5 separate regions of the Mus musculus genome follow, and regions 1, 2, 4 and 5 are each linked to region 3. A link is a contact called in ENCODE POLR2A ChIA-PET data. All regions are on one chromosome and are shown on one strand. The core of a region is the stretch at or near the end of the contact, and the rest is flanking DNA. Distances in the headings are between cores, read along the strand shown.

What was found. ChIA-PET counts read pairs that join two places held with the same protein, here RNA polymerase II (POLR2A).
Region 1: POLR2A ChIA-PET joins it to region 3 with 14 read pairs in Patski. The contact joins the promoter of Slc3a2 here to the promoter of B3gat3 in region 3. POLR2A ChIA-PET finds 5 or more read pairs at or near these places in 3 of 5 experiments (Patski and embryonic stem cell).
Region 2: POLR2A ChIA-PET joins it to region 3 with 22 read pairs in embryonic stem cell. The contact joins the promoter of Taf6l here to the promoter of B3gat3 in region 3. POLR2A ChIA-PET finds 5 or more read pairs at or near these places in 3 of 5 experiments (Patski and embryonic stem cell).
Region 4: POLR2A ChIA-PET joins it to region 3 with 19 read pairs in embryonic stem cell. The contact joins the enhancer-like site here to the promoter of B3gat3 in region 3. POLR2A ChIA-PET finds 5 or more read pairs at or near these places in 3 of 5 experiments (Patski and embryonic stem cell).
Region 5: POLR2A ChIA-PET joins it to region 3 with 10 read pairs in embryonic stem cell. The contact joins the promoter of Wdr74 here to the promoter of B3gat3 in region 3. POLR2A ChIA-PET finds 5 or more read pairs at or near these places in 3 of 5 experiments (Patski and embryonic stem cell).

The regions. Positions count from the first base shown.
Region 1 is chr19:8,712,485-8,716,816 of GRCm38, forward strand. Slc3a2 (solute carrier family 3 (activators of dibasic and neutral amino acid transport), member 2) reads right to left here and starts at 1,413. Exons shown (of 9, transcript NM_008577.4): 1 at 858-1,413; 2 at 246-419. The coding sequence starts at 1,263.
Region 2 is chr19:8,784,007-8,787,790 of GRCm38, forward strand. Taf6l (TATA-box binding protein associated factor 6 like) reads right to left here and starts at 2,310. Exons shown (of 12, transcript NM_146092.2): 1 at 2,204-2,310; 2 at 1,116-1,172. The coding sequence starts at 1,123.
Region 3 is chr19:8,917,872-8,921,749 of GRCm38, forward strand. It overlaps B3gat3 (beta-1,3-glucuronyltransferase 3 (glucuronosyltransferase I)), which reads left to right and starts at 2,522. Exons shown (of 5, transcript NM_024256.2): 1 at 2,522-2,777. The coding sequence starts at 2,696. Gm36629 (a long non-coding RNA gene) reads right to left here. Exons shown (of 3, transcript XR_003952913.1): 2 at 3,738-3,789; 3 at 728-3,446.
Region 4 is chr19:9,080,126-9,084,503 of GRCm38, forward strand. It overlaps Scgb1a1 (secretoglobin, family 1A, member 1 (uteroglobin)), which reads right to left. Exons shown (of 3, transcript NM_011681.2): 3 at 3,517-3,686. The coding sequence ends at 3,639. Among named protein-coding and RNA genes, the nearest start is that of Scgb1a1, 5.6 kb to the right of the region's middle. Within about 2 kb of position 2,520, at least 2 of the 3 ENCODE cell types and tissues checked have a DNase peak (open chromatin) inside an H3K27ac peak, as active enhancers do.
Region 5 is chr19:8,734,040-8,738,227 of GRCm38, forward strand. Wdr74 (WD repeat domain 74) reads left to right here and starts at 1,800. Exons shown (of 11, transcript NM_134139.1): 1 at 1,800-1,866; 2 at 1,948-2,054; 3 at 2,137-2,258; 4 at 3,615-3,690; 5 at 3,809-3,955; 6 at 4,114-4,188. The coding sequence starts at 1,803.

The DNA of each region.
Region 1 (4,332 bases), core at 163-2,662, 210 kb before region 3:
GTCATGGTAGTCAGGTACAGGCCAACCAATTACATGGTGAGACCCTACCTGAGAACCAAAACCAAAATAAATACATAAAAATTACGCTCACGCATGAAGCACATTTTTTAGTGTAAATCATAACATATTCCCCCTTGTGCCTGACACAAAAAAACTGAGCCAGTTAGGAGAAAAATCAGACAAAAACTCTATCCTGTTTCTGGGCCAGAATGCCAAACCCTTTCTAGTTCCTTAGAAAGACCTACTCTTTTTCTTGGCACTTTGTAGAAGGTCTTTAAAATCTTCCTGGGAGCCCAAAGTGGGATTAATCTGTTTCAGGTCGGTTTCATTGATTTCATCCTTCTGGTTCTTGTGAATTGGGCCTAACACCAGGCCCTTCACCTTCAGGGTGCTCAAGTACTCCAGATGGCTCTTCAGACCTAGGAGGAGAGGGTTGGGTTAACCAATAGGGCATGAAAAGCCTCCAGCCTCCACATTCTCTCCACCACTTCCCGACTCCCTCTGACGCGGGTTGGATCATGAGACAAAGTAGCTGACGCAAGGAGTCTCACACATTACTTCAGAAACTGGTTTGAACTGGCTCAGGGCCGCGTGGTTGGGGGAGGGGAGAGGAGAAAGATGATGTGCTGAGTCAGGCACCCTTAGGAAGAAGTAGGGGTCCGGCTAGCGTTTTTTTTTTTTTTTTTTTAAAGAAAGGGGGGGGGATTTTTGCCAGGGAGTCGTCCCAAAAAAAATAGGTTGCAGTAAAGAATCACCAGCGTTCTAGAGAAGACGAGGAGGAAGGAAAAAAGCAGCAGAATGCCCGATTAAACGAGGGATTCATGGGGGCAAGGGATGAGGGTGCACACCCTACTCACCAGCTATGCCTCCCGCATCCCGGCCTACAAAGGCCTGAAGGTCGCCGATGCGGTAGAGGGCGCCCTTGTGCCACCACCTCTGTACAGGCAGCTCACGGCAGCGCGGCGCCCGAACGATGATAACCACGGCGCCCGCCAGCATGCCCAGCCAACCGAGCCAGAAGAGCAGCAGCAGCGCCCAGCGGGTGCGCACCCAGCCAGGGCTGCCCGCTACCTTCAGTAGCTCCTCCTTGGATAAGCCGGTGAACTTGACCCCGGCCTCCGTCTCGTCCTCCGCCACCTTGATCTTCACCAGACCGTTCTTCTCCCCGGCCGCCGCCCCGTCCGCTGCATTCATGGGCTGCTTCTCCGGTTCTAGCTCGTTCAGCTCCACATCTTTCATGTCCACTTCGGTGTCCTGGCTCATGGTGCCTGCAGAAACGGTGACACGACACGGCCTGTAGTCAGTGAGGCAGCTCTAATCCTGCCTGGATCCCCGTTCAGAGAGGCGTCCCGTGGCCGTGAGGCTAGCAGAGCTTCCTAACTGCTTCTGCCGCTGGGCGGGTGTGGCGGCGGGGAAGTGACCCAGGACTCCGCCCCGGTCCGCCTCTTAAAGAGATGCAGAGAAGTCTTTTCGCACCTCCAGCCTCGCTGAATACTCCCGTCTATCCCTAACGCTTATTCCTGCAAGAGTCTGGGAAGGGGAGCTTGTGGTCAGAAACCCTTAGAATAACAAACGTGAATTTGTCTTGACCAGGTTTCAAAGCCCCTCCTCCGACCTTCCGGCCCCTTACCCTGCGAGGCCTCTTTTCTCTCCACAAGATGACACCAGTCTCCATCCACATCGTGATCCCTTCGCCCCAAGCACGGCTCAGGCTGATCTCCCCAACTTCACACAGACCTTGGCACTACATCTCACTTCTGCTTTACGTACATCTTCTCATACTCCGGACTTAGCTGAGTTCCTGGATTCTCCTCGGGGCTTACACGTACTCACCTTTCAAGACTCCTTGAATTTAATTCCTCAGGCAGCAACTATTTACTGGGCACCCACTCCAATCCTTTGCTTCATCAACTGCATAGGATCAACTCTAATCCGTTCTTCTTGATTTTAAAATTCAACTGCAGAATTGAAGTGGTCACTACCCTTATTATCTTACCCTAGTTACTAGCAAGAATGTTGGATTACTGGGAATCAGGCATCCAGAAGAGATTAATGGGGCTGTAATAAACATTCCGAAGGTATTGAGGCACCTACCCTTTTAATATACAAGCTGTTCTAACTCTTTTTTTCTTTTTTTTTTAACTATTTACTATTTTTTAACTATTTACTCACTTATTATATGTGACTACACTGTAGCTGTCTTCAGATGCACCAGAAGAACTATTTACTCACTTATTATATGTGACTACACTGTAGCTGTCTTCAGATGTACCAGAAGAGGGCGTCAGAACTCGTTACAGATGGTTGTGAGCCACCATGTGGTTCCTGGGAATTGAACTCGGGACCTTTGAAAGAGCAGTGAGTGCTCTTAACTGCTGAGCCATCTCTCCAGCCCCTGTTCTAACTCTTAACCACCTTGCAATAACTCTCAAACCCTCTAGTGTGCCGGGCTACATCAGTTGACTATGCTAGGCCCTGGAACCAGCTTAGTTCCCTCACACTTTGAAAGTTTCTCAAATTCCCCCGGCAGAGGTCCTTGGCAAGAGGAAGGGTAAATGGGGCAGACTGGGTTAGCAGCAGGGACAAGTGAAAAGTGAACATCAACTCTAGGAGGTGCCAACAATTTCAGGAACTTTGTGTTCCAATTAGGTTATTTTCAGAGAGAATCGGAAGGAAACAACAGGTCCTTTCTCCCTCTCCCCACGTAGGCCGGCAGCCAAGATTGCTATGTATTTGGAAGAAAGCAGAAGCCAAGGCCAGAACAGTAGAGAGGAAGGGATATGAAAAGTCTCATCACCTGCCACTGTCCTTTTGAATTCCCAAAGTCCTCCCCGGCCTCACTAGAGAAAAGTCTATACACCAGCTCCTAGGAAGAGGGAAGAGGCTAAGGGTCATGCTAGTGTTCATAGTTGATAAGAGTCCTACCTTGCCCTGGGCATGACAGATAAGAAAAGTCCAATGCAGAGTTTATACACAGCGTGAAAGCTCAAGGTTTGTGGACTGTGAAGCAGAAGCACTCCTTGAAAGGGTTTGATGAAATGCTCATTAGAAACATGGTGTTTCAATCAACCAAACTGAAAACAAGATGGATCAAACCAACCAGATGTTCATCTGGAGCCGGGCGTGGTGGCGCACACCTTTGATCCCAGCACTCGGGAGGCAGAGGCAGGTGGATCTCTGAGTTCGAGGCCAGCCTGGTCTACAGAGTGAGTTCCAGGACAGCCATGGCTACACAGAGAAACCCTGTCTCAAAAAACCAAACCAAAGGGCTGGTGAGATGGCTCAGTGGGTAAGAGCACCCTACTGCTCTTCTGAAGGTCCGGAGTTCAAATCCCAGCAACCACATGGTGGCTCACAACCATCCATTAACGAGAGCGTCTGAAGACAGCTACAGTGTACTTACATATAATGAATAAATAAATCTTTAAAAAAAAAAAGACCAAAAAGAGAAAAAAGATGTTCCTCTGGTGAAGGTGCCTAGCCAGCAAACCTGAGCTCACTCCTCAGTGATCAGTGAAGATCAGTGAAAGGAGAACTGATTCCCAGGAGCTGTCTTCTGCCCTCCACACATGCGCACTGCCCTCCACACATGCGCACTGCCCTCCACAAAGTAAGTAAAATTTAAGGTAACACAGTATCTCCCCGCCCCCACCTCCAAGTGGCAGAAATCTATTCCTAAGCATCTTAGAGAGGAGACGTGAGCTCCCATCAGTCTTTTCAGCAGCACCCTTCCTAATCACTACTGTTCAGCCACAGCAGCTTTCTAGCACCTGCCAGAGTCACGACACACAGGGTGTTTCCATTCTTAATGCCTCCTGTGCATGCTGTCCTGCTGTTTGGATCTTCCTGCTAAGTTACTCTTCCTCCTTCAAGCTCTGACTCAAGTGACAGCATCTCTCAATGCTCTACGTAGATTGCTTTCCCTTACCAGGGATAGAACACAATAACTAACACAGTTGACTATATAAACTTAAAGGACTGACGATGCAGTTCAGAAGACCGGTGCTTTCCTACCATGTGCAAGGCCCAGGGTTCAATCTGCAACACCAAAGCAGTGAAGGATGAAGGACTGGGGGTGGAGCTCAGCCAGTGCTTGCTTAGCATTTGAAAGCCCTGAGTTCTATCCTTAGCACCACATAAACCAGGCACAGAGGAGGCACAGGCCTAAAACCCCAGGAAGTGGAGGCATGAAAAGTTCAAAGTAGGGGCTGGTGAGATGGCTCAGTGGGTAAGAGCACCCGACTGCTCTTCCGAAGGTCAGGAGTTCAAATCCCAGCAACCACATGGTGGCTCACAACCATCTGTAACGAGATCTGACGCCCTCTTCTGGAG
Region 2 (3,784 bases), core at 1,060-3,559, 130 kb before region 3:
AAGAAAGGTTGAAAACCCGCCCAGTATCTGAGATTCCTCCAAGGGTGAGGCAGGCAAGACCATCTCAACCATGCCTGCTCATCTTGCTTTAAAAGCCACAAAGACAGAGCCCAGAGGCTCAGCACAGCACGACCCTAGTCCAAGATGACACTCCCAGGACTCCAGCAAGGGTTCCTCATTCCTTTTTTGTTTTTGTTTTTTTGTTTTGCTTTTCAAGACAGGGTTTCTCTGTGTAGCCCTTGCTGTCCTGGAACTCACTTATGTAGACCAGGCTGGCCTTGAACTCAGAAATCTGCCTGCCTCTGCCTCCCAAGAGCTGGGATTAAAGGCCTGCGCCACCATGCCCGGCTGGGTTCCTCATTCTTTATCTCCAGAACAAGTGGGCAATCTACGTAGCCCACGTAGCCATCCTCCCAGTGATTCCTGTTGCTTTTGTACTAAACAAAGATACTGGCCCATGATGGGCAGGCTATGCCTGTGCCTTTCCAGCATCTGTCTGCAAAACCTTATCTTCTTCTCTTGTGATCTAGACTTCCACCCACGGCCACCTCTATTTCCTTATTTCAGGCCATTCTGTTTCTTGTTTGACACTGTCCCTTCTTTGTTCTCTCCAAATCTCTTTGACTCAGTGACCCATCACCTACTACCTCCTTAGATCCCTGTTTGACTGTCAGGGAGGCCTTCCTGGGTTGTATAACTGTCCTTGTCAACTAGGAAGTGAGTTCAAGGTTACCCTAACAACTTAGACTATCTCAAAATAAAATGTAAAAAAAAAAGGCTGGAGCCCGGCAGTGGTAGCATGTACCTTTAATCCCAGCACTTGGGAGGCAGAGGCAGGTGGATCTCTGAGTTCAAGGCCAGCCTGGTCTACAGGGTGAGTTCCAGGACAGCCTGGGCTACACAGACAAACCCTGTCCTGAAAGAAAGAAAAAGTCTGGAGCTGCAGCTCAGCACCAGAGTTTTCCTAACACATGTGACACCTTAGCTTCGAACAGTCTGTAAGTACCCAACACAGCTCGTTACCATCAACTCCACTCTGTACAGGGATGCTGGGCATCAGCATGCAGCTCCCCAGTAACTGTAAGTTGCACAATAGACCAGGTCAGTACGCTCACCTTTGCATCCCAGGCCTCCAGCAGGGTCAGCACATACTATACCCTCATTAACACTTGCTGAAAAAAAAAAGGATAGCTGTTCCAGACAATGTTGTCTATTCAGTCCTAGAACTCACTCTCTAGACCCTGCTGACCTCCAATTCACAGAGATCTTTCTGCCTCTGCCCACCAACCCATCCCGGTGCTGTTATTAAGGACATGGGTCAATACTTCTGATTTATTCACTTTTATGTGCATTGGTGTTTTGCCTGCATGTATATGTCTGTGTGAGGGTGCCAGGTCCCTTGGAACTGGAGTTACAGACAGGTGTGACCTGCTATGTGGGTACTGAGAATTGAATCTGGGTCCTCCAAGGAGACTAGCCAACTGCTCAGCCATCTTTCCAGCACAGCTATTTTCTAAACACATAAATGCCCATGGCCCCCCCAGTTAGTAATATTGTATGAGATATATAATTGTACACATTTGTCCATTTCACAAAGCTGAGGAAGTCTTAGCTCAGAGAGATTACCTGAACTGTCCAAGACCAAACACTAAGCACCGGGTGATTAGACTGCTGGGTCTCAAACACTGTTGTAATTCGACTCAAGATAATATATTCATGAGCTGTAGGCTTGTGTTTGAACTAGGCCTGGCTTTGTAGCCCAAAGATTTGAAGTCCCATCACTAGACTCAGCACTGGATGAGTACGCTTCAGTTTCCCCATCTGTAAAATGGAACCATGCAGTGCTGCGCAAGTGGAAAGCTAGAAGGGAGTTTCTCTATTATGTAGCCCTGTCTTGATAGCTCACAAAATTCGGTCTGTGACCAAGGTCTCCCACTCTTTAGTCTCGTCCTGCCCACCCTCAGTTCCAAGTCCTCCTGACCAGGAGGCGTGGGAACCGATCTCCAAGGACTTCTACGTTGTGAATCCTCCCACCCACCTTCCTCCCTCCCAGCTCCAAAGGGTGCAGGGTCGAGTGGGGAGATCAGGGATTACAGAACTTGTGTCACGTGCTCGGTGAAGGGGGCGGGGTCCTGCGGGCTCCGTGGCTGGTGAGCAGAGCACCGCGGGAAGCGATCCCTGGATCGGGGCAGGACCTGCTCACCTGCAGACTCCGGGGTTGGGAGGGCGCCTGCTGGGGAGGGACGGCTGCTTCCACTCACCGGCTCACGGTAATTCCCTCTCTCCGCGCCCAGGCTCCGCCCTCCATATGCGGAGCCAATCGGTGGCCGTCTACTGAGTTTTCCGCCCACCAAAGAGGCATACCACCTCAAGATTGGCCAGTGTGTATGTGCGGGTAAAGCCACTAGGGCGACGTTGGTCACGTGAGTGGCGCTTCTTAAAGCAACAGCTCCTTTGGGTTAGCTAACAGGTGTGTGTTCCCTGGCTTACACTGAATTAGAGTTCACCGCATAAAACAAGCTGGTCTTGAACTAATAGGCCTTCCTTTGCTTCCAGGATGCTGGGATCAAAGGTGTGTGCTACCATACCGCTTTCTAGTTTCTGATCTTAAAAAAAAAATTTGAGCTGGTGAGATGGCTCAGTGGGCAAGAGCACCCCACTGCTCTTCTGAAGGTCAAGAGTTCAAATCCCAGCAACCAAATGGCGGCTCATAACCATCCGTAATGAGATCTGACTCTCTCTTCTGGAATGTCTGAGGACAGCTACAGTGTACTTATATATAATAAATAAATAAATCTTTTTTAAAAAAAAAGTTTAATTCTGTATGTGTGCTTGTACTTGCAAATAAGAGAACAACTTTTGAGGGCCAGGTAGTGGTGGAGCATGCCTTTAATCCCACAAAAAATACGGGGGGTGGGGGGGGGGAGAGGGCAACTTTGAGGAGTTGATGCTCCTGTAGGCACCAACAGTGGAACTCAGGTTGTTGGGCTTAAGCAACAAGCTCTTTTACTTGTCTTCACCACTTCACCAGTCCTGCATAAAGCTGGATACCGTTCACTTGGTAACATGCTTGTCTAGTACTTGCAGGACATGAACTAGCCAGCACTTGGGGGCTGAAAGTGGGAGGATAAGAAGTTCAGTATTATCCTTGACTAAATATCAAGATTAAGGCTAACCTTGGATATAGGAAACCCTAAGAAAGTAAAATTTATTTACTGTGGTTTAGGTGATCCAACCTACAGCTTTGCATTTGATAGACAAATGTTCTGCCACTGAGCTATATCCTCTATTTATTTTTTATTTTTAAACACACTGGTTGTATAAGGCAAGGTTATCTGGAGTCACAGAACGAATGGGTAGTCTCTATATAGTAAGGGAATTTGTTGATGATGTACACAGTCTGTTGTCCAACTCTCCAACAACGGTCAGCAGGAGCTGTGAATGGAAGTCCAAGAATCTAGCAGTTGCTTAATCCCACGAGGCAAGCAGAAGAAGAGAGAATTTTCCTTTTTCCAATGTCCTGATTGTAGGTCTCCAGCAGAAGGTGTGGCCCAGGTGTGCCAGCAAGTCTGGATCTGGGACTTGATTTGTCTCAGATGACCTTGCACTCAGAAATCTCCTTGCCTTAGTCTCCTGGGATTCATAGCCACTATGCCTCAAGATCTCCATGCCAAGAGCCAGGTCAGAAACTTGTATCTCCCAGCCTCAAGATCGGGATCACAGGTGAGCCTTCCAATTCTGGATTGTAGTTCATTCCAGATATAGTCAAGCTGACAACCAGGAA
Region 3 (3,878 bases), core at 1,272-3,771:
TCCTTTAGCCACAGCCTCCCAAGTGCTGGTATAATAGATAGCATTACCATACTCAGCTTTTAAAAATTGCTTCGCAAGCCGGGTGTGGTGGCACAGGCCTTTAATCCCAGCACTCGGGAGGCAGAGGCAGGTGGATTTCTGAGTTTGAGGCCAGCCTGGTCTACAAAGTGAGTTCCAGGACAGCCAGGGCTATACAGAGAAACCCTGTCGTGAAAAAAACAAAAAAAGAAAAAAAAATTGGTTTGCAATGCTGGGAATTTGACCTATGGTCATGCCCTATATCAGCATTTAAAAAATCCTCCCATTGTTATGTTGAACTTGCTAGCAAAGAGCTGGAGTCTGATAGATTGCCTGAGTTGGGAGTCCAAAGCCATTCTAGACCACAGACCCTTTCAGATAAGGATTAAAAAAAAAAACAAAAACAAAAACAAAAAACCTTTCTGGGAATGGTGGAATAGTTCAAGGACATCCTGAGATCCTGAGACTTTTAAGTTGAAGGCTATTCTGGACTAAGTCTCAAAACTATTGTTGGGAAGATTGGAGAAAGGACAAGTAGTGGATACTTGGTTACAGGAAAAAAAGTTCTGAAATTTTGTTTTGTATGATAGGGTGACTAGATAATTCCTAAATGGTTTTTACAGAGCTAAATGAAAGGAGTTTTAAATGTTTTTATTATGATGTAACATTGAAACAGAAACATAGTTACTGGTAGGAACATAGTATTTTCTTTTGTGAGTTTTTTTTTATTGAATATATGTTGAAACTATTTATTGTTCAGCAAAGAGAAACAGTTTGTGTAATAGGACAGGGTTCCAGGTAGCCTAGGCTGACTATATTTCTTTTCTCCCTTTCCCTTTCTTCCTTTCTTTCTTTCTTTCTTTCTTTCTTTCTTTCTTTCTTTCTTTCTTTCTTTCTTTCTTTCTTCCTTTCTTCCTTTCTTCCTTTCTTCCTTTCTTCCTTTCTTCCTTTCTTCCTTTCTTCCTTTCTTCCTTTCTTCCTTTCTTTCTTTTTTGAGACAGGGTTTCTCTGTATAGCTCTGGCTGTCCTGGAACTCACTCTGTAGACCAAGCTAGAACTCTGAAATCTACCTGCCTCTGCCTCCCAAGTGCTGAGATTAAAGGCGTGTGCCACCATTGCCATGCTGACCATCTTGAGATATAGTGGAGTTTACCTCCACTTTCAATGTTGTCCAGGAATTGCGGACATGTACCACTACCCCAGGTTTTTTTGGTGATAGAAACTAGTGCACATGCTGGCCAGTGGTGGTGTATGCCCCTTAAATCCCAGCAGAGGTAGACAGATCTCTTGAGTTTGCCTAGCTAGCAAAGTGAGTTCCAGAACAGTCAGGGTGGTTAAATAGAGAAACTGAAACCTTGTTTTGGGCGGGGATGGGGGTTTGGGGGTAGGGGTGGGACAAAGAAAAACTGCATATTAGACAAGCTACTTCCTGGACTAAATATGTAAATTGTTACATATCCGTGAATAAAGTATCATTGTTGTAGTGTAGACTTGGTACCCACTTTTAGCTCTGTAGTCACTTGCTGAAGAGAGGTGACCCTGAAGAAACTACAGCTCGTGGAGCGGAAAATCTAGAAGGAACTTTTAAAAATTGTCCCATGGTAATGACATAATTTTGGCCTAAAATTGGAAGGCTGATGAGATGGTTCAACAGTTAGAGCACCAAACCTGAGGTCCCAAGGCTAAAACTCCAAAGTCCTCTGGTCCTCACGAACATGTGTAACTGTTTTCAAATCCTATTTTTAATGATGATTCTTAAACACTTTAACCTCCCTTGTAGTCCACCACCCACCAGAGGTTGTGGAAAATGAAAGATACGGGGGATGTGGACATGTTTAGAAAGATTCTTTGGAGTAGCTTTTGTCTGTTGTCTGGAAATCTGCAGTTCACTTCACAGGCTAGCAGTGGCAGCTTGATCCACTCAGACATTTCATGAATCTATCAGCAGTTCAGTTCGGTAGAGTAGGGATAGCGAACACGAAGCAGCGGTGGCACAACCTAACAGACAACCAGGACAATCAGCACAAAGCAGGAGGGACCAGCAGGAATGCCATTAGAAAACATTTACATCACAACTCCTAACGGCAAAATTACAGTTTTGAAGTAGCAACAAAATGAATTTTATGATGGGGAGGATGCCAAATCATGAGGAACTGTATTAGAGGGTCCCAGTATTAGGAAGATTGAGAATCACTGGAAACGACCTAGCCAAGCACCTGGTGCGTTTTAGATTTCACTCATTGGTTGAACAAGTAATGAACAACCGTTTCTTTAAGCAGCCAATGCTGAGGCTGAAGGATGGTTGAGTGAGTCTAGAAAACTCAGTGACAAGGGTGGAGCTTGTGCTCAATTGGGAGCTTCAAGATGATTATAGAGCTAGGCCACACAAGCTCTTGGTCAGCCTGCCACGACCGCTTGACCCAGCGGATATAGCGTCAACGCCCTGAATGGCCTACCAGGAGGCGGGACCGGAAGCTGCCTGTGGGAGGGACGCCACTAGCCGGAAGTGGTCCCAGGTGTCGCTCAGAGTCCCGCGTTCCCGGGAACTAGTAAGGGAGCCTGGGGAAGGCGGGGCGCGGCCCGGGCGGCCGGGGCGGGGCCGGCGGGAGGGCGGAGGGCCGGGCGGACCTGTCCCTGCCGGTCCCGGTGGACCCCGCCTGCCCCGGTGGCACCGGCCATGAAGCTGAAGCTGAAGAACGTGTTTCTTGCCTACTTCCTGGTGTCGATCGCCGGCCTCCTCTACGCTCTGGTGCAGCTCGGTGAGCGGGGCGGGGCGGGGCGGTGTGCGGAGGGCCGGCCCAAGGCGCTGGGGATGAGACCCGCAGACAGCGGCTTCCCGCTCGCTCAGCCCTCGGGACAGCCCTCGGTGACCCCTTGTGTAGAACTCTCGGCAGTCTGCAACTCCGCGGATACCGGTCAAGCCCCAAATGACCCCGCCGCCGCCAAGCAACCTATTTTCCACCCTCCCCTTGCTCTGCCTCTCAGACCGGCTTGCTGATAGGTTTTTGAGAACCCCCTGGTTCATTGTCCCCTCCAGCTTTTGACCAGCTGTGCTCTCCCCACCTCCAGGCCATCTATTTCTCATCCTGGTTTTAGGCCAGATGTCACATCAGGACTTCCCTGACCACCTTAGCTCAAGTAACCCTTATTAGTCTTGATCTCTTTTAATTTTCTAAGTGGCCCATATCACAATTTGTAATGACTTTATTAGTGTCTACCTCTTCCACTAAAGTAGCTAGGGAGTAGGGACTGCCCCCCCCTTTTATTCAATAAATATTTGTCGTGTAATGGAATCTGTGAACTTACTGACAAGTCAGTGGTCACGTGACCACGGAGCGCCTTGAATCCAGCCTTTTATGTGGGAGCTTGGTAAACGCTTTTCAGGTAGTGCCATTACAGGAGAGCCTCTAGTTCAGACTGTTATATTCCTTATGTGTGGAAGGTAAAATTAGGATCAGAAGGTAGAAAGGACAGAAAGGCTGACAGATAATCGTCGAAATGTACTAGTGAAAATAGTGGCAGGGCTGAGGGTGTAGCACAGTGGTAGAACACTCACAAGTGTAAGGCCCTGGGTTGGAGCCCCAGCAAAGAAAAATAGAGTGACAGATGGAACTGGTTAAAATTGAAGAGTTGAATGTTGTGGCACACCGTTTGGGAAACAGGTCAGTGGGTTAAAGGTCTGAGGTCAGTCAGCTTGGAGCCATTATAGCAAGACCTACCTTAAAACAGTAACACAGTAACAGTGAAAGGTGAAGAGTCTCTGACACCATTCTAAAAAAAAAAAAAAAAGCAAGTTACAAGGGAATTTCTGTATTGGCTAGGAATTAAAAAGAATTGGCCTGGGTTTTTGAACTACTTAC
Region 4 (4,378 bases), core at 1,270-3,769, 160 kb after region 3:
TTTCCCCTTCCTGCCTTGTGAGTCACAGATTTTTCTGCCAGATTCGCCCTGTCTCACGTGACAAACAGCAGCTTTCCTGATAATCAATGGATCCAGGTTCTAACAGGCTAAGCTCCTGAGCCTGCAAATGGCAGGCAGTCCCTCTGTAGAGACGTTCCAGGCTAAAATTCCTGTGGTTGCAGACGATGCGGGTAGCATAGTTTTAATTTTTTCTTCCTCACCCAGATTCATAGTTTTCTTCACAAAGCCACCAAGAAATATGACCTTTCTCTTCCCCAGGTTCCTCAGAGTTATGAATGTTAAAATTAAGAGTGCTAAATTTCTTTTCTTTCCCTTCCTTGCCTTTTTTCTTTCTCCCTCTCCCTCTCTCCCTCTCTCCCTCTCTCCCTCTCCTTCTCTCCCTTTCCCTTTCCCCTTCCCCTTCCTTCCTTCCTTCCTTCCTTCCTTCCTTCCTTCCTTCCTTCCTTCCTTCCTTCCTCCCTCCCTCCCTCCCTCCCTCCCTTCCTTCCTTCCTTCCTTCCTTCCTTCCTCCATCTCTCCCTTCCTTCCTTTTTTGAGGCAGAAGCATAGTTCACTAAATAGTTCTGGGCTGGCCTGGAACTTGCTACATACCCAAGTTGGCCTCGAATTCACAGCCATCCGTCTGCCTTTGCCTCCCAGATGCCAGGGTTAGAGGTGTGTACCACTATGCTTGGCTATTGAATTTTTAGACAAAGCTGGTCTTGAGTTTGTAGTGATCCGTCTGCCTTTGCCTCTCAAGTGCTGGGATTACAGGTGTGTATCACTAGATGCTGCTTTTAATCTTTTTTATTTTTATTTTTTGACTCAGAAACATTTAAAATATCATCTTCATAGTTTGAGCTTAATACTTTTCAAATTCAGGAAGTGTGTATTTGCCTCCTATGTTTTAGTTTGGCATATTCATAGTGAGGATGGCTGATTATAGAAATAGAAGTATAGATTCTCTGTCTCTCTCTCTCCTGAGATGGTCTCATTCTGTAGTTTTAGCTGACCTAGAACTCAGACTGTCTGCCTTTGAGTGTTAAAGGCAGGCATCACTACACTCAGCCTTTCTTTATTTTTGAAATGTAAACACCACTTTTAGCAAGTGGTTCCTTAAAACAACATCATCAACAACATCCAACTATGCTGGCCTGGGCAGGACCTTGGCCTACTAGCAGGATCAAGATATTAACTTAGCAGGTCAGGGAAAAAAAACCAAAATCCCAATGGCCACTTCCTATTTTTCTCCAATTTCATTTACACTGCACAGATAATTCACCTTTTCTATGGTTGTAGTCAGTTCATTTTTGCATTTGGCCATGCACTCGCGCACGCGCATGCGTAGATTCACCTCGTGCCCAGCAGCTCTCATGGGTGCTCATGGGGCTTCATGTTTGCACAGCGAACAGTTTCCTGATAGCTACGTTTCCTAGTACTCTCTGCATTTGAAGAACCTAAGGTATGTACCTTTCTCTGGGCTAATACACATTCTTGCACATTGCCAAAGCAGATATCTCTAAGGCAGAGATTCACTGCAATATAATTGTATTTCCTTTTATTCCCAGTCATCGGCATTGTGTTTGTGCAAGGTAAATACTTTCTTAGCAGTGAATAAGTCGTTAAAATTCGCAACTTTTTATGACCTTGGACCTTGTCCATTTAAATAATGCTCACCTAGGTGGGTAGTTCGAGGGAGGCCACATATGCACCTTAGACAGAATGACCTGGATGCAGAAGAATCTAGGGCCTTGGGAGTGAAGGAGTGGGCCGCCACCAGGGCCCAGCCTGCCACAAATAGTCTCTTTTGGAATCACTGGTCCCCCTGACCTGCCCTGGAATTTTTACAATCCCAGCCCCTCCTCTGGCAGACAATGAAGGAGTGGGTGTGGTGGCTTTAGTGCTGTGTACACAAATGAGTGTTTATGGTGGACTTTTCTCATCATTATCCCTAGTTTACTGACCCTGAAGAGTCCTGTGTGGGAGGTTCTACCATCAGTAGGGCAGGAGCTGGGCCTCCGCTCTGGGTTGTGTGAGAAATAAAAGAGATATGCTAATGTCTGCCAAGCCAAAGCTTGTAAGGTTGCAGTTTCTGCTATGGGACTTTAAAACCAGGCAGGTGGACCAATTCTTGGTCCTCTCTGTCTTCAGGGCCATCTCAGAGTCTAGATATGTCAGGATGGCCTTTGAGGTCTTGTGGGAGTGGAATTACTCCTAATTCCAATAGGACTGGCCGGTCACTGGAAGGCTTCAGCCGTGCTACTTGTGTGCCGTGCTAGACTACTTGTGTGCCTTTCGGTGGGTTTTTCCTCAGAATTTTGACAAAAACAAACAAATAAACAAACAAACAAGCAAACAAACTCTGCCCAAATAAAGCTTTAGAGGCCAGATAAAACGATTTAAAATCGATGCTAGAGAATGACTCTCACCATCTGCCCCGCCCAAAAGTCAAAGGGTTGGTGCGGGGTCTAGTCCTCAAACTCGCAGGGGGCGGTAGCATGGACTACACTGCCCCCTGGTGGCCACGACGCAGGAGCAGGCGTGGCCCGTAACCGCCCATGTAGCTGCTTCTAGGCGCTGAACTGGCTGCCTGGCTGGCTGGCGTTCTCTTCCATAGCTTCCTTGTTCCGGTGCCCTCTGCCTCTTCCCTTTCTATTTCTACATACAGCTCTTCTGCACACGCCTCCAACTCTACTCTTTTTTCAACCTTTTGGGATGGTGTGGCCCGGCTCCAGTGGAGGCTCGCTGATGTTAGGACAAATTCTAAACCAATCAACATCTTTTTGGGCAGCGGATATTGTGTGTGGCCAGTACAAAAAGGTCCCAAGGTGGGGCTTGACTTTTAGGAACTAAAGGTCGAAGAGAGGGGATGTCTGGATTGAGAAGGGGGAGACAAGGGCTGTCATGGGTCTTGTGTTGAGCTTGAACATTTATGGTCCGTATGCTTTTAAGACTGGAGTGTGGGAACACTGCTAAGATTTTACATGGGATCAAACTCCCTGTGGTGGATGCATGGTCATTGAATTGCTTAGCAGTTAGTCAGCTGGCAGCCTGTAAAGGGGCCTCTGGGATTGCAGCAGCCAGGGATGATGGTGTGGCCAGGAGATATTGAAGGAGTGAATGACCCCAGAGGTCTCGGTTGATTGGACAAAGAAGGGCTAAGGGATGCCTATCAGGCTCCTGGCTGGAATAGTGTAGCCCAGAGGATGGAGTTAGAATCCAGTAACATTTAGGACCAGACATGGGGAGGGAGGGATGGTATTACAGGTCTTTTAGACAAGCTAGGCTAGGGCTGTTGAATAGATGGTGGGACTTAACATTCTATTACTAGGTAGGGCATTGCAGTCTACTGATGGCAAATAACTGAAGTGTAGAGGAAGGAGGACTTGTGGGATCTTGTGTGGCACCAGGGCAGGACTCAGCTGTCCTCCCTTACTTCTGGTTCCCTTCACTCACTCCAGCTCCAATGCTCTGGCTCCAGCAGGTACAGAAAAAGACCATTGCACACAGGCAGGTGAGATGCTCGCAGTTTATTGCAAAGAGGAAGGAGGGGTTGGTGTGGGGAAGCCGAGGAGCCGAGGAGACACAGGGCAGTGACAAGGCTTTAGCAGTAGAATATCTCTGAAATCCAGTGAGCTTCAGAATCTTAAATCTTGCTTACACAGAGGACTTGTTAGGATTTTCTCCTAGAATAAAGAAACACCCCACACCCCCAATAGTGAGTGAACCTCAGAAGTAGATGCAGTAGTGGTGCAGAGACTTATCAGACAAAAGCCACAGTAAATTCTGAGAGGAATTGAGGGTTAGAAGGCCTTGGATGGGGAACAAAATACTCATGGATGGAGTTACAAAGACAAAGTTAGGAGCAGAGCCTGAAGGAATGACCATCCAGAGACTGCCCCACTTGGGGATCCACCCCATAAACAACCGCCAAACCCAGACACTAGGCAGATATCAACAAGAGCCTGCTGACAGGAGCCTGATATAGCTGTCTCCTGCAAGGCTCTGCCAGTGCTCGGCAAATACAGAAGTGGATGCTCACAGTCATCCATTGGACAGAGCACAAGGTCCCCAGTGAAGGAGCCAAAGAAATACCCAGGGAGCTGAAGGGGACTGAAGACCCATAGAAGGAACATCAATATGAACAAACCAGTACCCTCAGAGCTCCTTGGAACTATACCACCAATCAAAGAAAACACATGGTGGAACTTGTGGCTCTAGCTATATTTGTAGCAGAGGATGGCCTAGTCCGTTGTCAATGGGAGGAGAGGCCATTGGTCCTGTGAAGGCTCTATGCCCTAGTATAGGGGAATGCCAGGACCAGGAATGGGAGTGGGTGGGTTGGGGAGCAGGGGGGAGTGGATAGGGGATTTTTGGA
Region 5 (4,188 bases), core at 550-3,049, 180 kb before region 3:
AAAAGAAGTTGAAATCTTCATAAATTCTTTGACAAAGGGCAAGAAGTTCCTCTGTTTTTTTGTGTGTAGAGCCTGCCTTCAAGTCTGGACTGTGGGGACTGCAAAACTTGGGCAAGTTCAGTTTTATCCCAGGAATCAGATCAGAATGCTGTTTTCTTTTCTTCCTTCTTCTTTTTTTTGTTTGTTTGTTTTTGTTTTTCGAGACACGGTTTCTCTGTGTAGTCCTGTCTGTCCTGGAACTCACTTTGTAGACCAGGCTGGCCTCAAACTCAGAAATCCACCTGCCTCTGCCTCCCGAGTGCTGGGATTAAAGGCATGTGCCACCATGCCTGGCTGTTGGAATTTTTTAAAAACTATTTTATTGAGTTCTTATACCTCTATCTCCCTTCCAACCCTTATTCCACCCTAATCCCTTCTAATCCCCCAACACTAGATAGGAGAGAAAAAAGGCTAGAGGGAAAGGGGAAAGGAGAAACAGTAGTCTCTAGGCGACTTCCTGCTGATTAGGGACATCGTGTTTCTTGGGGCAGTGATATCTTCATAGTCAGGATATCTCCAGCTTCTCATCAAACTTCAACACCAGGAACCAGGGGCAGCAGTAGGAAGCAGCAGCTGCCTCTGCCTTCTTCAGAGGTCCTCCCACCTCTCTAGGACCCCTTACACTTATCCCTCTCCAGAGTCCCCATAATTGCAAATGTAAACTATCTGCAGCTGGCAAAAAAATCATACTCCTCCTAAATTATGAGACAATCATAGTTAACAGCTATGGACAAACTGAAGCATCCTCTTATGCTACACCTGGGATTTAAAAAAAAACCATATTTACGTGACTGGGTTTTTAATGTAAAAAAAAAGATTTATTTATTACATGAAAGTACACTGTAGCTGTCTTTAGACACACCAGAAGAGGGCGTCAGTTTTCATTACGGGTGGTTGTGAGCCACCATGCGGTTGCTGGGATTTGAACTCAGGACCTTCGGAAGAGCAGTCAGTGCTCTTATCTGCTGAGCCATCTCGCCAGCCCCCTGGGTTTTTAAAGAAATAAAATTTCTGACTATAGCCTTAATTTGAGCAAATAAAAATCATAACCAGGTCTCTACTTTTCAAGAAGAGATGGTTCAGTGATTAAAAGCACTTGCAGCTCCTCCACAGGACCTTGGTTCCATTCCCAGAATCTAGAAGACAACTTATAACCATCTGTATCTGTGGCTTCATCCTGGAGATCCGACTCCTCTGACATCCTTGGACTCCTGCACCCATGTGCAGCCATATGCAGACACACCTACTGATGGTCAGAAAATAGAGAATAACTTCTGAAATTCTTTTAATAGTGTGGGATATAATTAACACAAAATAGGGAGATGGAAGAGACCTGGCTCCACACAGTATTGCAGTTTAGAAATTATGCTTTTCACAGACAGTGCAAAGATGGTCCTTACTTTTTGGTTCTCCTTAAACAAGCATGTCCTGTTTGAGGTGTGTGTGCGTTTTGTTTGTATATTCAAGACAGGGTTTCTCTGTGCAGCCCTGGCTGTCCTGGAACTCCCTCTGTAGCCCTGGCTGTCCCGGAGCCCACAGAGATCCTCTTTTCTCTGCCTCCAGAGTGCTGAGATTTAAAATGTGTGCCTTTTTGAAGGTTGGGGGTAAGAGGGGAGGGATGGAAGGAAGGAGGGAAGAAGAGGGGCTAAATGACAGTTTGGGGCGGGTACAGAGTGAGAGACCCGAGTTGTCAGACTGAATCCGGCGCTCGCTGATGATGCAGTAGTGGCGCGCCGGAAGTGCAAGCCACGGGCTGGTCTGCGATGGCGACTGCCTCGGCTCGCTGGAACCATGTGTGGGTCGGCACTGAGACCGGCATCCTGAAAGGTGAGTATTAGAGTTGTTTGTGGGACAGTGCAGGGGTCGCTTGTTTGTCACCCCAGCGTGACTGACGTCCTCGTCCCTTAGGGGTGAACCTTCAGCGGAAACATGCGGCAAATTTCACACCGTCCGGACAGCCGCGGCGGGAGGAGGCAGTGAATGCTCTGTGCTGGGGCACTGGCGGCGAGACCCAAGTGAGCAGCCTCTGGCCGGGCCGGAGCTAAGGGATGCCTGACAGTCTTGCCCTTCTTCCATCATTCCTTTCTCTGCTGGCAGATCTTGGTGGGCTGTGCGGACAGAACCGTGAGGTACTTTAATGCTGAGGAGGGTACATTCCTGAGCCAGAGATACTGCCCAGGCGGGGAAGGCACGTTCCGAGGTCTCGCCCAGGCGGATGGGTAAGGACCACCCACATTCTAGCCCAGGTTACATAGCGTTTGGGGCTCTCTTGGATTGAACTGAATACTTTAAGTTAAACACTTTAGGTGATACAATCACTGGGATAGGTGATTGCAAACCAAGGTTCTTGTTTACGTTCATCCCTATAACATGCATTCATCGGACAGCGATTGAAAGCATGAAGGAAAAGTATAAGGATTTTGGGAAAAACACATGCCTTAATAAAGTTTGCATTCTAGATAGAATTTTTTTTTTTTTTTTTTTTTTAGATTTATTTATTTATTCTATGTAAGTACACTGTAGCTGTCTTCAGACACTCCAGAAGAGGGAGTCAGATCTCGTTAGGGATGGTTGTGAGCCACCATGTGGTTGCTGGGATTTGAACTCCTGGCCTTCGGAAGAGCAGTCGGGTGCTCTTACCCACTGAGCCATCTCACCAGCCCTCTAGATAGAATTTTTATCCTGGCTCCTTTATAACGTTCTGTGCACATAATTTAATGTTTTTGAACACGTGTTTAAGTAGGATTGACAAAAATATAAGATAATGAAGCTTCCAAAGTGGTGGCTAGGAAGGAAGAGTCACCAAAGTTAGTAATCTGGGAGCAGCTTTTCTAGATCGATGAAGAAAGAAGGCTGCTTTGGTAATTCAACAGGTGAGCTCCAGACAGGTTATATAGAATGGAGTTTTGAACTAGGTCTTGAAGTACAAGTATATAATCTTGACAAAAGAGATACAATCTAAAAAGCAGATACTGAGCAGAGACTAAGGAGGAGTTAACATACTAAAACGCTACATACATAGGACAAATGCCATTTGGAGGCTGAAGTCAAGGAAACATCAGTATACATGTAAGTTTGGCATTGTATTTGGTTGCGATTAAATGGAAAGGGCTTTTGTACTGAGTTGAGATCTTATCTCCTAGATAATAGAGTGTATTGGGTTTGAATAGGAAGTGTCATGGACAGAGCTCTGAGCCTGTAGGAGCAAGGAGTATCACAAAGGCTCTTTGCCACAGCCCAGGCAAGCAATCTAGAGCTTAAGCCTAGGGTGGCAGATGTGTGGAAGAACACAGACACAGTTGTGCAGAGCCTGGGAAACGGCTTGGGCTTCCAGGGAAGAGGTTTATGTTATCGTTGTTTGGGTTGGGTTGTTTATTTCTGGGGGCTGGGGGAGGGAAGGTATGTATGTTTTGTTGTTTAGTATCTCATGTAGCCAGGATGGCCTTGAACTCACTATGTAGCTCAGACTGACGTGGAATTCCAGGTTCTCTCTTTACTCCCCACACTGGTAGCTGTGCACCATAAAACCTGGCTTATACTTTGTAAAATCCCAATATTCTCTTGCTTGCTTTCAGCACCCTTATCACATGTGTGGATTCTGGGATCCTCAGAGTCTGGTGTGAAAATGACAAAGAGGCGTCCTCTGACCCAGTAAGGTTTACCTGTCCCGGTGGTTGAAAGGATGGGAGCTAGGGTAGGGGTCTGATGGGGAATTTGGTAAAGGAAAGATTAAGGGCTTTGAGACTAACTCATCTCTGGTTATTTTCAGCTCTTGGAACTGAAGGTGGGTCCTGGGGTGTGTAGGATGCGCCAAGATCCCACACATACACATGTGGTTGCCACATGTGGGAAAGAAAATGCTTTGAAAGTATGGGACCTACAGGGGTCTGAGGAGCCTGTATTCAGGGCCAAAAATGTGAGTGAGTGATGAAGGGTTGGGGAGATGCTATGTTTGATTGAGGTTGGGGAAGTGAAAGCCACTGACATGACCTAGATGGCTTTGGGGGTATGGAGGATTGGAGGAAACAGGTCAGGCTTATCAAACTTTGTGCCCATATGTACCTTCCACACCAGGTGCGGAATGATTGGCTTGATCTCCGAGTTCCTATTTGGGACCAAGATACACAGTTCCTCCCTGGGTCACAGAAA